Regions from separate parts of the Homo sapiens genome. Here regions 2 and 3 are each linked to region 1. A link is an interaction called in ENCODE POLR2A ChIA-PET data of the cell type or tissue named here. Cell type or tissue: A673. All regions are shown on one strand.

What was found. ChIA-PET counts read pairs that join two places held together with the same protein. Peaks named below come from ENCODE experiments on the same cell type or tissue, not always from the same donor. Only the 100,000 strongest peaks of a DNase experiment are listed, where the experiment ranks them.
Region 2: POLR2A ChIA-PET joins it to region 1 with 7 read pairs; 2 of 35 experiments call an interaction of 5 or more read pairs at or near these places.
Region 3: POLR2A ChIA-PET joins it to region 1 with 7 read pairs; 1 of 35 experiments calls an interaction of 5 or more read pairs at or near these places.

What each region holds. Positions count from the first base shown.
Region 1 is chr1:90,065,387-90,070,386 of GRCh38, forward strand. No RefSeq gene overlaps it. Among named protein-coding and RNA genes, the nearest start is that of ZNF326, 73 kb to the left of the region's middle. In A673, no CTCF peak of the experiment used is centred here; DNase peaks (open chromatin) are centred at 635, 2,135, 3,015 and 3,685; H3K27ac peaks cover 4,961 bases.
Region 2 is chr1:90,705,677-90,710,676 of GRCh38, forward strand. No RefSeq gene overlaps it. Among named protein-coding and RNA genes, the nearest start is that of BARHL2, 9.1 kb to the right of the region's middle. RefSeq lists an enhancer at 369-1,163. In A673, no CTCF peak of the experiment used is centred here; DNase peaks (open chromatin) are centred at 1,145, 2,475, 2,875, 3,825 and 3 weaker places; H3K4me3 peaks cover 4,390 bases; H3K27ac peaks cover 5,000 bases.
Region 3 is chr1:90,122,015-90,127,014 of GRCh38, forward strand. No RefSeq gene overlaps it. Among named protein-coding and RNA genes, the nearest start is that of ZNF326, 130 kb to the left of the region's middle. In A673, no CTCF peak of the experiment used is centred here; no DNase peak of the experiment used is centred here; H3K27ac peaks cover 538 bases.

The DNA.
Region 1 (5,000 bases):
TGTAAGAGAAACTTTGCTTCAAATGAGAGAGTCCCTTCAAAATGGTCACCTTGGAAAGGTAAGCACTTGTTGTAATGATGTTATCCTTACTCACATTATTTATAAAACACTTGTTTTAGAATTTCTTCTGGATGCTATTGCACTTTTGTTTTTTGGTAATGTTTTCAGTAATGGAAAATATCTTCCTCTGTGGAGGGATGAGTTTGATTTTTAGAAATAGTAAAAGTCCTTCAGAAACAGGTCCATTGAAACAGCAAACAAACTATTCATGGTCAAAGATAGGAAGCATGACCACAGTGCAATAAGACAAATTTTCTTACATTGGAAAAAAACCAAAACTGCCTGCGATGGTTATGTTGGTTTTGTATGTGAGACAAATTAGAAAGGCAGGTAGAATTCAAATTATAGAGGTTTGCATTGCAAAGCAAATGACTTTGAATATAATTTTAAATGCAATGGGAGATTATTTAAAGGTTTTTGGGCAGTGGAATGACATATATAATAATAATGAAAGTAGGGGAAGTGAATAGTGTGTGAAAAACCAACTCAAATGTCTTTTTGAGATCTAGGACATTATGATTTTCTTACAATGTACTGACATAATAACTCTTGTCAGGAAAAGGAAATGATTTGGCGTGATTTATTAGTAAACTGCTATTCTATTCTTTTAGGGTAGAAAAAATTTGCCTTGATGGAGAGGACAGAAGTGGGAGAGGGGAAAAGAAGGATTAATCAGTGTGACCGTGGGTCATTAATTGATTAAATCACCAGTTAAATTATTCAGTAATTAATACTTTAAGAATTCTTTTAAAATGGTGCACAACACCTTTTAAAGGGGACTATATATTTTATCTTATTTGTATCTTGGTGTATTTTCTATAATGCCTAAAATTTAGAAATAATGTTTTATTAGTGATTAGTTGAGTGGTCTTTTACCCTGAACTTTTTTTTCTTTCTGAGAGCATCGACATTCACTTGGTTGAATTAGAAACTTCTGAGTTATTCTAAACACTTTACTTTTCTATGCCATCCACATTAAATATACAATAAAGTCCTACTTTGCCACAATATCACTGCCTTATTTTAGGTAATCATAAATTGCGTATAAACTGTAACAGCTTTCTAATTGATCTTTTAAAATACCATCTCAATACCCTTTGATATGTATTGGTTAATTCATTTAATCATGCACAAAATTAACAAATGGCTTCTATACCAGGTACTGTGTTGGGTTCTGGGTATACCATAACAAAAAAAGTAGACAGCATCCCTGCTTTCATAGATTTATAATTTAGTGGGAATATGGGTATAAACTTAAAAATGATTATGAAATGTAATCAATGCTAGGAAAAGACGGGGATGAGGGGGAACACAGTGTAGCCACATTAATCTTTCTAAAGATAAATCTGACTATGCTTTAAATCTTGCATTTATTTCCAATTGCCTGCAGGATTAAATCTAGACTATTTAAAATTGCTCACAAGTAACCGTATGTTTGAACCCTAATATCTAGCACAGTATCAAACTCATAGAGGGTCAATGAGTATTAGTGGAATGAATGAATGATAAAACTTAAAAATGGTTTAAAGACAATTCTGCACTTACTTGCATTAATAAAATTTGTTAGTTTTGAAACAGATTGCCAAATACTTTATGAAAGGGAAAATAATGTTTCCATCACTGTTTGAGCCCAGATTGCTTTTAGAATTATGTTTTTTATTATTGAAAACACTGCTATAATTTTAATGGAAATATCAGAATGTCCTATTACTATAAAGCGTAAAGCCTTGCTTTTTTGTGTGTGGCAGGAGAAGTCTGTAGCAAGGGTAGTGAAAAACAGATTGACATTTGGTCATTATTTCTTATCAAGGGTGTTTTACTTGTAATGCTATTTGACAGCTATATTCTAGGTCTGACAGCATTGAACCAGCTTAATTCCCACTGAACTGCTCTAAATAGGCAGTATTGCAATCAGTTTAACAACCCCTGGAGGCAATAAAATCTCTCCTTTGAACGAATACTCAAGGGGAAGAAATCTAAGATTTATAAAGGGCAGCAAGTATTCAAGAAAGGGGCAAAGTTTATGTGTGAGCCTATAATTGATGTTTCCTTTGTTGGAAAAGAAAGCTTGAGGATGCTTTAAGAATTAATCTTTAACAAGTTCTAATCTGCACTAACAAGTGTGTTCAAGATGAGTGAAAGAGATATGTGATTCTGAGAATAGAGTTGCTTCCAGCCAACTAAGAAAATTTGGAGGGGTCATAAAAGTATGAGAAAGAAACTTTAAAATTAAACTGGATGACTTTAGCTTCATCTCTTTGAGGTCTGTGCCAGAGGGTTGCCATTGCTACAGACTGTGTTGATTATGCTTTACGATTGGCTCGTGGTTTGTACTTGCCTAATATATATGAACCTGTATGAAGAAATTTCCAGACAAATATAAAATCATCCTCATTCTAAATGAGCTTGGCTGTTTATCTTCTGTTGGTGGTAATTTAGTTAAACAGTTTAAGCAGGATTTACATTAAGATAGTCCTAGGTTTAAATCTCTGTTCCCACCACGGCTAGCTGTGGTGGAACACCCTGTCCTTGGGGATGTTATGCTATTATTCACAGCTATCTCATCTGCAAAATGAGGGTGAAGTTCCTATGGACTGGGGAGGTTTGGAAGTATGTAGCTCAGGAGAAGCGTTTTATTCATTCTGAACCAAGGAGTAATAGCTGGTTTAAATGAGGTCTTACTATGTGCTAAACAGCTATGCTAAGGCCTTTAAACTGCTAGATCCTCACAGTAACCATATAATGTAGGTACAATAGTATAGTACAAAGAATGCTCTGAGGTTGGGGGATATTAGGAGAAATAGGTCAAAATACGTAACCAACCTGTTATTTTTCAAACACCTGTGCTCAAGCAATCCTCTTACCTTAGCCTCCCAAAGTGCTTAGATTACAGGCATGAAGTCACCATGCCAGGTACTTGTTACTTATGTCTCCAGGACTTAATTGCTAGGGAAGTAACTTTGTCCTTGTCAGTGGAACCCACGAAGCTTGGTGCTGAAACTTTGGAAATCCTCAGCACATCTGGGTGGTCATGTCCCCTAGGATGGTAGTGGGGCAGGCACTACCATCAAATTTCCAGGGACAGCTATTGTCATTTCTCCATTTTAATATTTATGTAGTACGTATGTACATATGCATATACATATATATACACATATATTTCTGTGTGTGTATGGGCATATTATTGATTCCTACAGCCCTGGTTCTTTACCTCACCACTTGCACTCATGTTGCTGGCTGCAACTTCTATAACGCTAGCAGAACCAGTCAAGAGGATAAACTTTCCGTGCTTTCCTTATATATACTGCTCCTTCTGACTAGGACTGTCATCCTTAACCATCTATTTAATTTATTAAATTCCATTCATCTTTTGAGTCTCAGGTTAAGTATTATGTCCTCCAGCAATTTACAATGTCATTGTAATAGTCATTTTTACTGTTTACCAGTATCCCTCCCTTCCTTCCTTCCTCCCTCCCTCCTTTTCCTTCCTTCCTCCTTCCTTCCTTCCTTCCTTCCTTCCTTCCTTCCTTCCTTCCTTCCTTCCTTTCTTTCTCTCTCTCTCTCACTAGCTAAAAGGCAGCAAAGCCATGTATCTCACACATGCAAAGTCTGTTGTGTGTTTCAGCGACTCTACATGGCAGCTGCCCTCCATACATTGATTCACCATTACGCTTCCATGTCAACAAAAGCTTTCAGAATTGCCAAGGCAGAGGAAGAGAGAGAGGGACTTGAACACAAAAATTACGTCCATCCATTCTGCTCACAAATTATCAGCCACATCAAACCATGGCCACACCTAAATTCAAGAAGTATCTCTCTCTCTTTCTTTCTTTTTCTTTTTCTTTCTTTCTTTCTTTCTTTCTCTTTCTTTCTTTCTTTCTTTCTTTCTTTCTTTCTTTCTTTCTTTCTTTCTTTTTCTTTCTTTCCTTTCTTTCCTTTCTTTCTTTCTTTCATTCTTTTTTTTTTTCTCTCTCTCTCTCCCCTTTTTTTCTGAGACAGGGTCTGGCTCTGTCACCCAGGCTGGAGAGCAGTGGCATGATCTTGGCTCACTGCAACCTCGGCCTGGGCTCAAGCCATCCTCCCACCTCAGCCTCCCAAGTGTCTGGGACTACAGGCGTGTGACATCATGCCCAACTAATTTTTGTATTTTTAGCAGACACTGGGTTTTGCCGTGTTTGCCCAGGCTGGTCTTAAACTCCTGAGCTCAAGCAATCCACCCGCCTTGGCCTCCCAAAATGCTGAGATTACAGGTGTGAGCCACTGCGCCTGGCCCCATATCTGTTTCTTTACTTCTGAGCATATGAGAGGATTGCACCTTCACACCTTCTTGAATTTAGGTTTGGCCACGGTTTGATGTGGCTGATAATTTGTGAGCAGAAAGGACATATGTAATTTCTGCATTCAAGTCCCTCTCTCTCTTCCTCCGCCTTGGCAATTCTGAAAGCTTGTGTTGATATGGAGGAGTAATGGTGAATCAATGTACGGAGGGCAGCTGCCATGGAGAGTTACTGAAACACACAATAGGCATTGCATGTGTGAGAGACATGGCTTTGCTGCCTTTTAGCTAGTGAGATTTTTGGGGTTGTTGGTTACTGCAACCACTGATACAGTCACTGCTGGGCCATTGGCTTGCTTCCTTATCTGTCTATAGGTGTGACTGAAGAAAACAATTGTCTTGTTCATCATTCTATCCCCAGAGCCTTGTTATGGGACTGTCTGACATATGGAAGGCAACTAATAAATCATTCATGCAATGAAATAATGATTCTACATCAAGGAAGGATCTATCTGAAGATTTAATTTCCACAGTAGTAGAACCCTTGGCATGGCTCTGATGTGAGATAAAGTGATAAAAAAAATTATTTGAGATGAAAAATGATAATGGTTCTGTATCTAAACTTTAGAAAATAATTTCTTTAGAAAAAAGAAAATGTTTTATG
Region 2 (5,000 bases), 640 kb after region 1:
GAGATATATTTAAAATCAAAAGCTTAAAATTAAATCATTAGAAAAACTGTTCACTCTACAGGAAACCTAGCTAATGTGCTTGGGAGACTCTGACATTTGAAAACTATACCAAATAACTTAGCTTTCCTGCAGTAGGAAGTGAATAGCACGGACTTCCACATTTTTTCCTAACACTCTGTCAGCTGATTTGTTTTAGAATGCAGACCATTTTTACACCACAGGCACCCTAATTTTGTATTATAGGAGTGGGGAAACAACGCACCACTAATATCTAATTCCTCTCTCCTAAAGAGGCATTATAAATGTACATTGTTTTATAGAAAACTTTCCCTACTAGTTCACGTGAGGATGGACTGTGCCTGAATGGGCGCCCTGGAACACCTCTTCCTCCAGTCCCCAGAGGCTTTGGGGGAAACCCCGTCTCGCGAATAACGCTTGAATCTACAGACATGGATAATCCATTGCACTACATATGTCTACTGGTTCCTAAATTCCACTTAGCATTTTCGTACCTCCAACTATAGTGGGAAGGAGGAAGAGAAGAGCCAAAGGGGAAGTAGGGGGTGATCAACAAAGAGGAGTTGACTTCCAAGAATTGAAGAGAAATCTGAAGGAGGTATCATTTGCAGCCATGAGGTCTTTAGAGCGGTGGGAGTGAAGCTGGATGCAGATAAGAGCTCCCATCTGAGCAAAGATTATTTTATTGTCTTCACAGGAGAAGAAGGCTTTATATTCCCTCCAGAGCCCCCCGAGATGTGAGAGAAGGGCCCTGCTCTGTAGGCCATCCCAAGTACCGTCCTTGAAAGCGTCTGGATTCCCGTCCCAGGCCTATAGAGCCCCTGTCCTGATGCGCCCATGCCTCCCTGAAGCGCTGTCTGTACCCGGGCGCAGGAACTCGTGGCGGCCGGGCGGTCCTGAAGGTGGAGGAGCGCGGGGCCCAGCTGGGGTACGCGCCGAGCAAGAACCCGCACGGAGCCGGCGCGCCGCGGCTGGGCTTCAAGGCCGCCGCGCCAAATCCCTGGCTGCGACGTGTATGCGAATCGTTAGGAGGAGGCGGGAGGACAGCCACACTGAGGGCCTCTTCACTAAAGAATGAAGTCTGACGGCGGGAATGGGGGTGGGTGGGGGCGGGAATCCATCAGCTCCACAAAGTGACAGGGCCCTTTTATCGTAAATCAAGTTCAATCTCGCTCTCGCGAAGGTCCTCTTTTTTCGGCGGAGCTCCCGCAGGGGCGACTCGCTGTCCCAGACCAGATAGTAGCAAGAGCTGGGAGAGACCCAAATCTGCAGGGAGAGGGCGCGGGCTGAGAGCCGCGGTGGGGAGCAGGGCCTGGGCCCAGCGCGACCTGCAGGGCTGCTGCCTCGGGAGCGCTTCTGCTCTGCCTGCGGTGGCCGAGGCGGCGGCTCGCCGAGCGCGCTCCGAGCTGTGCGAACAGAGGAAGTATGTGCCAGTTAGAAGGGTTCCGCCGGCCACCTCGTCGCAGCCGCGGCGCAAGGTCTTGGAGCCGCAGACCTGAGGCCCGGCTCCTCCCTCCTCGGCTTCCACTAAGAACTTATTAAATAGGGACGATTCACAGTTGATCTGTCACTGAGCACTACTTACCCCGAGATCTTTGGGTTTTTGAATTACTTTATTGATCTGAAGATTTTGTTCTTTGGAATGTGACCCTGTTTGGACTTAGAGCTAATCAGGAAACGCTGCCGGGGAGGTTGCTTTGTAATCACTTTGCTTACCTCCCCCCGGGCGCCGCCGACCCTTCCTAGACGCCTCCGCTGCGGCCGCCTAGGCTTTTACCCGGAACCCGCCAGCCCAGGTTACCTAGCTCCACCCGGCGCCCTGGGAGCTGTCTGTGGTGCTAGCACACAGAAACCGGGAGCGGGAGACCCAGTGGACAAGGAGAGGAGAGAGGAGACAAACTGAGAATGTAAGGTTAACCGAGACGGTCCACCCAGCAACACTCAAACTGACAAAGACCTTCAAAATTCAGCCGGAAGGACCGGGGGAAATAGTCCCTTCTGGGTCATCTCATCGCCCCGAGACAGATGACCTGGTTTTCTAATCCAAGAGGCCAATGACACCTCCCTTTCTCTGAAAGCACACCTCCCCACAGCCCCACACACCCCTCTCACTTACCCCTACCCAGCCCTGGGGATAAGGTAAGAAGTCAGGGCACTCGGCACTGGACCCTTATGATAAGTGGCCCTAACTCCAGAAAAAGACACAAATGTTAGCAAAGAAGCCTGGAGATGACTAAAAAGTGGGACTGGGTAAAGACCTAGTGGGAGACTTAAGGAGCTTGGGGATACTGTTCCAGAGTCCATAGGAGTAATCCCTGGAGAGGCCCCCACTCACTCATCTGCGCACACCGCTCTCTAGTCAACAGCCAGGGTACAGAGCAAGCCCGAATTCCCTCACCAAAGATTCAGAGATGCAAAAGAAACATCATTTCCCTGCAAGGCTTGACCCCGCCCCTGAGCATGTCCACCAGTGGTGAAAAGTCTCATTCTTTCCAAGCATGTTGACTTCAAGCTTGGTTTTTTCAAAAACCAGGCAGCTCTCTTCCAGTACATTTTTGTAACCACGTGGCTTAACAAGAACTAAAGTTTCCCTAGCCCTGGGGAGAGCTTTTCCAAATATTTTTAGAAAGTTAAAAATATAACAAAACAAACTACTCACAAGCCACTTGTTTAAAGAGGGGAGGTGGGATCCGACAGACTCCTGGGGAAGGGCTGCCTAGGCAGGAGTCAGATGGCAGGGAGGGAGGAGGAGGGAGAGTAAGCAGTTTTATTTGCAAGGGAGGAAATCAACTGTCTAATTTGCCATCGTGTGGGCTTTCATTTTAAGGGGTGGAGCAAAATTAAACGGATACAGGGTGGTAGGTATCTTTGCTGGAGGCATGGAGCCAAGAAGCAATCACTACTTTGCAACTCATTGAAAAATCACTAGTTTGGGCTAGAACAGCTGGCTGCTAGCCGGGGAGTTAACTTCTTCCTTCACACTCACTACAGATTTGTGTAGGTTTGCTGGGGTCCCTGAGCTGATCTTGGTGTTGGCAAATCTAAGAGGCCTTTGTAGGTCTTTAAACGTCTCTCTGAAATAACTTTGTATTACTGTGTTTCTGTAGGAAGCAAAGATTGCCACTGAAAATCTCTGTTTTTCTAGCCTCCGACTTAATCAAAGGAGCAATCTAAATGGAGTCCAGCCACGGAGTGCCCTTCAGACACCAGCTGAAGGTGGGAAAAAAGAAAAAGAGTACAGTTCCCAGGGACAGCTGTCCTCTGCTTCTCTGTAACTCCAGATTTCCCATGAGAATAGGCCTCTGCCTGTTACCTTGTTCCTTGCTTCTCAGAAAACCTGGAGTTGCACTCTTCACCTCCTAGCCAACCTCCTAATTTAGTTGAGCAGGCACAGAAGGAAAGAAGGACCCTTTGTGAAGAAAAAAATTGAGTTTGCATTTGACTTTTAAGCAGGTGACTTTTGAATACTAGGGCACCTGCTGAGGTGCCCTTTGCAGTACTGCTGCAGAAAAAGAAGGAAAGAAAAGAAAGAAAAGGAAAGGAAGAAAGAAAGAAAGAAAGAAAGAAAGAGAGAAAGGAAAATAAAAGAAAAAAAGAAAGGAAGGAGAGAAGGGAGGGAGGGAGGGAGGGAGGGAGGAAGGAAGGAAGGAAGGAAGGAAGGAAGGAAGGAAGGAAGGAAGGAAGGAACCAGGCACCCACCCAACTTTCTTCCTGGGACAATATCCCCCACCCCACAACATCCAATCTGCCAACTTGTATGCAACAGCAGGTAACCAAACAAATTTAGAAAGGACATTGACACATTCAGCTGCATGATTTAGGGGGTGAAAGAAAACATGACTTTGAAGAAACTTGGATTTGGGGAGGACCCTAATGGATCCTGAGTAATTGCTAGCAGCAGAGCAATATGAGGTTGATTAAGAGATCTTGGTCTCTGTAGGCACAGTGCTTCCCCCTGCATTGTCCACCTCAGGAGTCCAAGTTCAGCCTTGAGTGTAAAGCGGCAGTGGGCAGACTTCCCGGCCCACCATCCTGCAGGTGGCTGGGGACTGCTGGCAGCAAATGGGTGCTCTGGCCTTATTTGGATTTGTAGTTTTGTGTGTTTTTCATACCTGGATCTGAGTTAATTCTTTGTAAAGATTCTTTGTATGCATAAACTCTGTGGCCTCTCAAATCCCTCCTTGTGCCTAGAGTTGACCAGCCCCAGTTTCAGTGCAAACAGAAGCTATAGCACCCTCAAACCTTGGAGAGTGCCTTTTTAGGCCTAGGCAGACCACTTTTAAACTGTTTAAACTTGATCAAAAAACCCAACTGCAAGATGAAACAAGGAGGGTCTGCTAAGTGCCTAGGTATTGGACATCCTAACTGGACATAGCGGCGCCCAATTTCCAGCCAAGCCCAGCTAGCTGAGTTTGTCTCAGCTAAGCAGGCAGAAAATGAGAAGGGCCAGTCCAGACCCTTTTGTTAGAATCAAACAAGACCAAGACCAAGTTTAAAGCAAACTGATGAGCTGGAGAGAAATCTGCAAACCACTTCCTAATTAGCCAAGGTCTGATCAAGGTGCCCCCAGGCAATTTCCACCTGGATTTCACTTTTCTTCCCTCCTTCTTTCCCACCCCTCCTAAATATACATTCCCACATCACTTCACATTTTTAAAAACATTTTTAACTACACTAAGGTTCAACCATCAGAGAAAGTTGGAGGCCAGGTCCAGATGTATTTTAGCTGCTTGTATTACCCCTTTGTCACTGTACTAGGGCAGGAGTGAGGATAGAAATGTGAGGATGCCCAGATAGGAGGTCTGACTCTGGCTACTCAGGAAGTGACCCGGGGGCTGGAGAGGAGTAGGAGCAACCTGGGAACTGTATGCTCCACTAAGTGGCTCCTTCATACAGTCCTGAGCACTGAGCCTGGTGGGGAGCCAGCCTGGCGGGGGGTGAGGGGTGGTGCTTATGACTGACTTAGGCCAGGGTGCTACAAA
Region 3 (5,000 bases), 57 kb after region 1:
AAAGCTTGAGAGATGCCACGGACAGCTAAAACAAGACTCAATTATTGAAATCCTCTAATAATCAAAGGCCCTTCCCACATAGGAAAGTGAGTGTTTTCAGATAAAAAATGATTTATCAGTGCCACTCTGATTCTAAGATGTTAATTCTGACAGCTGTCCTAGGGTTGCCCCAAATCTCCTTAAATTTTCTTCCTTGCTCCTTTTCTTCAGCTTGATCTAAGAGCTGGGTTACCAGACCTCACAAATAAAAACACAACACCAACTAAATTTGAATTTCAGACAAACAAAAACTAATTTTTTAGTATAAGTGTGTCCCACGTAATTCGATAGATGCAACCATATCTGAGAAGCCTGTAGACAGGCATGTTTCCCAGCCATGGAGCCTCATCGGAGGCTAGCACCCAGCCCTGGTGATAGCTTAATAAGCTGCATCTACATATTTTAGGGAAGGTTCTCCCATAAATGGTGCCATATGTCCTATCCTATGCGTGGCCTCCCAGAAAAAGTCTGGCCAACCAGGCTTTACCTGCCCTAAATTTAGAATTCCACATCTGGCAACCACTTAGGAAAAGGGATACAGAATAAAAACTGGCTTTGATGATATTATGCCAACAATTGTCAGTAGATCAGCTGCCTTGTAATGCAGCATGTGTTCCTCATTTGGCTTTGTTAGCTACCAGGAGGTCTTTTTGCAAATAAGGCATCATTACATTCACTGCTACCACTTTTGAAACCTTTCTTTGGTTGATCTCCATTCCCCACCCCCGTCTGAACATGGCACACCACCTTTGATGAGGGCATGCTGCCAGCAGAGCAGATGGCTGTGAACCTTGGCATGCCAGGAAGCCATTAGGTTCATCAGTATGAGCAACAGGGGGTAAGTTTCTATCTGCAAATGTAAAATTAACAGCCCTTGCAGGGCAAAGGGCAGAAGCCCTCTTGATCCAAGGGGGCTGACTTTTCAGTCTCATATATGGTCTCTGCAGAGCTGCAAGTTTAGAGCAAGGCATGAAGGAGTGGCCTCAGGAGAGACCTAGCCCGAGAGGAACGGGCTGCTGAAATTGACAAAAGGCTTCATTTCTACTTGGCTAGAGGACTGTGAGGGCCAGGGCTGCTTGTGGGTGACAGCAAGTGAATTCACCAGCAGCCAGCTTTCCATTTCTGTTGAGTAATCTCCTGTAGAGAAGCAGCAAGCCTGCCAAGGACAGACTGTGTTCTAGTTTACACCAGAGACCATAGTGTCCCCCTAAACCTGAATTCTTTGGCATTTACTTATCCAGCAGACACAGGTAAAATGAAAACAGCTTTCCTTAAACCGGGGATGACAATTGAAGAAGGCATTATGGAAAGGATAAAAATTTGTTGGAAAAATATATAGGTTTTCAATTTGTTTTCTTTTAATCTTTTTTTTTTGCTTAAAATGCTTGATCATTAGAAAAACTTCACATACCGCTGGGCACGGTGGCTCATGCCTGTAATCCCAGAACTTTGGGAGGCTGAGGTGGGCGGATCACTAGGTCACGAGATTGAGACCATCCTGGCCAACATGGTGAAACCCTGTCTCTAGTAAAAATACAAAAATAATCTGAGCGTGGTGGCGTGTGCCTGTAATCCCAGCTACTCGGGAGGCTGAGGCAGGAGAATAGCTTGAACTGGGGAGTTGGAGGTTGCAGTGAGCCGAGATCGTGCCTCTGCACTCCAGCCTGGTGACAGAGCGAGACTCCATCTCAAACAAACAAACAAAAAAAGTAAAATACTACAGAAATACACAAGAAAAATGGATGTCTCTTCTAACCCATGTACCTAAAAGATACTTACATTAATGATTTGTTATATATTTGTGTGTGTTATATGTGTGTGATATTTTTCTTGAATATCAGGTGTCCACTTTGAAATCATAGTTTTCTTTAGATCAAGAAACCTATTTTTTCCTCTTTATTAAAATATTCTCATCAAGGTAGAAGTCAATAAAAATATCTTTAGCTGAAGAGAATCAACCTGCCAGACATGAATCTTTTGTTTACTCCTAAATTCAGTGAAATTGCTGGACTCTCTTATTTTCAGTTTTAATGGTCATATTATCAATTTCATGCCAGCCAGTGTAAAATGATTTCCTATTTAGAAATGTTGTGGTTGATATTTCATTACATTTTCTTTTTTAAAATGGTTCCTCAAATCCTCTTCCTATGCTGGTCTCTTAAGCCATTGATGTTGCTCAGATTTTCTCTTGTTGGCCCGTTGCTCTGGTACTGACCTCTTTTCTGACTTCTGACCTATTTATTCAAATGTATGCTAGATATAAGTACTTGGATGTTTTGCATATTTCCCAAACTCTGTTTATCCCCTTGTCTGAGTCTCAATCAATTAATATTAAATATACTACCACACATCAGATCATCCGTGTCAGAAATATGATCTTCCTCACTCTCTCTCTTTTCATAGCTCTTCATACCACATTCAATCCATCATCAAGACCAAGAGGTTTTATTACCCAAATATTTCTCAAATCTTTACTTTCAAAGACATCCTACTTTTCAAAGACTATCTAAATTCATTCCCTGAAAATAGACCTGTTACATTCTGCCAAAATGCAATTTCAGTAAAAACACTTTGCCACAGACAACTGAAGTAATGCCGTCCAAGTACCAAGCTCTCTGTGACCCGGCTTAACCCAGTAGTAGAACTCAAAGATCTAAGAGGAATGTATTGACTCTCTCCCTGAGGAAATTCTCCAAAAGCTATTTCTTTAAGCTGAAAATTTGATAAGATGTACTCCCTAAAATGTATCTGCATCACAGCTGGTATATAGTGCCAAATAAAGAGTTATGTCTATATTTTTGTTTGTTTGTTTTTGAGACGGAGTCTCACTCTGTTGCCAGGCTAGAGTGCAGTGGCGTGATCTTGGCTCACTGCAACCTCCACCTCCCAGGTTCAAGTGATTATCCTGCCTCAGCCTCCCGAGTAGCTGGGACCACAGGTGCCCACCACCACGCCCGGCTAATTTTTGTATTTTTAATAGAGATGGGGTTTCACCATGTTGGGCAGGATAGTCTCGATGTCCTAACCTGGTGATCCGCCCGCCTCAGCCTCCCAAAGTGCTGGGATTACAGGCGTGAGCCACCGCTCCCGGCATGTCTACCTTAACAGACAATTAAGCAAAGATAAGTTTGATATTCCGTTGTGGAATTTGAGCAAGGAAGGCTGCCTGGAGAGAAGGGCTTATCTCTGCTTTAAAATGAGCCAAGTGAGTATCTGTAGATAGGTCCAGAGTTCAACTCAGAAAAACAGTTATGAATCTGTTCTAATGTCAACACAAATGTGTGATTGAGGGCCCGAAGTGTTATTCCATAGAATAAGGCTAGCCTGGGGAAATGTTAAAATAGATTTAACTTGATATCTGACTTTACCTTTAGAAAAAAACCACAAACGTCAAACACTGTAAGCATGCTCACCTTTAGCAATCCTGAATCCTGGTCTGTCATAACCTCCAAGATAAACAATGGTGAAATGTGTACCAATGTCAGTGATCAAGGCTACTTGTTGCTTGAGATCTTGATTTATAAACCAGGTAAGATCTAGGCCAGTGATACTAAATACAATAGATCTAGATTTAGAATAGACATTTTGTAGCCATACTTTCTGGCAAAACTAACAACCAGTACCAGTTGCTCTAAGGCATCAGGTAAATATTAAAAATTTGCTTGTTTTTCTTTTCTCTAAAAACCAGCATGCAGTGATGATAGTGGGAGTCTTCATTTATTCTAAGTATGCTATATTTCATTTTTACCATCTAAAAAACAAGTATTAGAAAAGAACACTGATATTTTCAGTGGTTGTCAAAGTATTGGGAAATGTACTGATGATATGCTATCATGAAAACAGGTTTTTGAAAAAAACCAATGATGAGCGCCATCTAGTCCTAATTATCCTCCAGAGAGTTCTATATTTGGTTTGGAGGAATGTTTGGTCTTAAAAATTACATGAGCTGGAATGGTAATCCTGGAATGGGATGGCGGGAGGGGCGGGGTGGGAAGGGATGGTGGTGAACAGTCATGCTTGAAGAAAATAAACCTGCTGACTGTGTGTTGCTCATCGTCAGCTGAAAATCCTGCAGTCAGCTGAGAACTGTCCAGTCTTCTTTCTGCATCTTTTTATACTCTTTGGATTTCTAAAATTTAACAGTAGCTTTAAAGGTGAGTGAGAGGCCCAGGTCTGGTAACACTCATTGTCTAAGTAATCTGAAACATGGGATCAGGAAGATCAAGAGTGATGGTTCCTTTTGGGAAAACTGAGTCAGTGTTCAGCATCCAAGTTATTCCTGGACATTTCCAACCTAGGAAGCCACCCAGTCTCTTTGGCATTTGGTATTAGTTGGTGGCTGGCCTAAGGAGAGATACTTAACGTATTTATCTTTTTACGCTTCACAATATTATTAGACACAGAGCTGATGTTCTATAAACTTTTGGACAATGGATAGTGGAGATCAGGGCATGCTCTTGGAAGGTGAAACAGTGACATAGCTTTGCAATCAGCACCAGGGAGGAAGTCATTTATGAACAGATGGGCTCTATTGCCTCTATGACAAGAAACATGCAAGTTAGTCTAAAAATCAACTACTTATTTATAATTAGAAAGCTAACCAAGATATACTCAATTTACTTTAGATTGGCGATGTAGTCAAATTTTACCAAGGTCTATCCATGGGATCAAACAGGACACGGTATCTTGGGTTGGCCAGAAGTCCTTAAATAGTGAGGCTGGCCTATTATTCCCTTTTTCATGGCTCCAAAGAGAGTAGGGAAAACACTGAACTGTCCAAAATCAAAGTAAAATTTTGCAATATTAAATCTCATCACATCAGCTTCTTTAATGTGTGATATGGTTTGGGTTTGTGTTCCCGCCCAAATCTCATGTCAAATTGTAATCCCTAATGTTGGAGGAAGGGCCTGATGAGAGGTGATTAGATCATGTGGGTGGATTTCCCCCTTGCTGTTCTCATG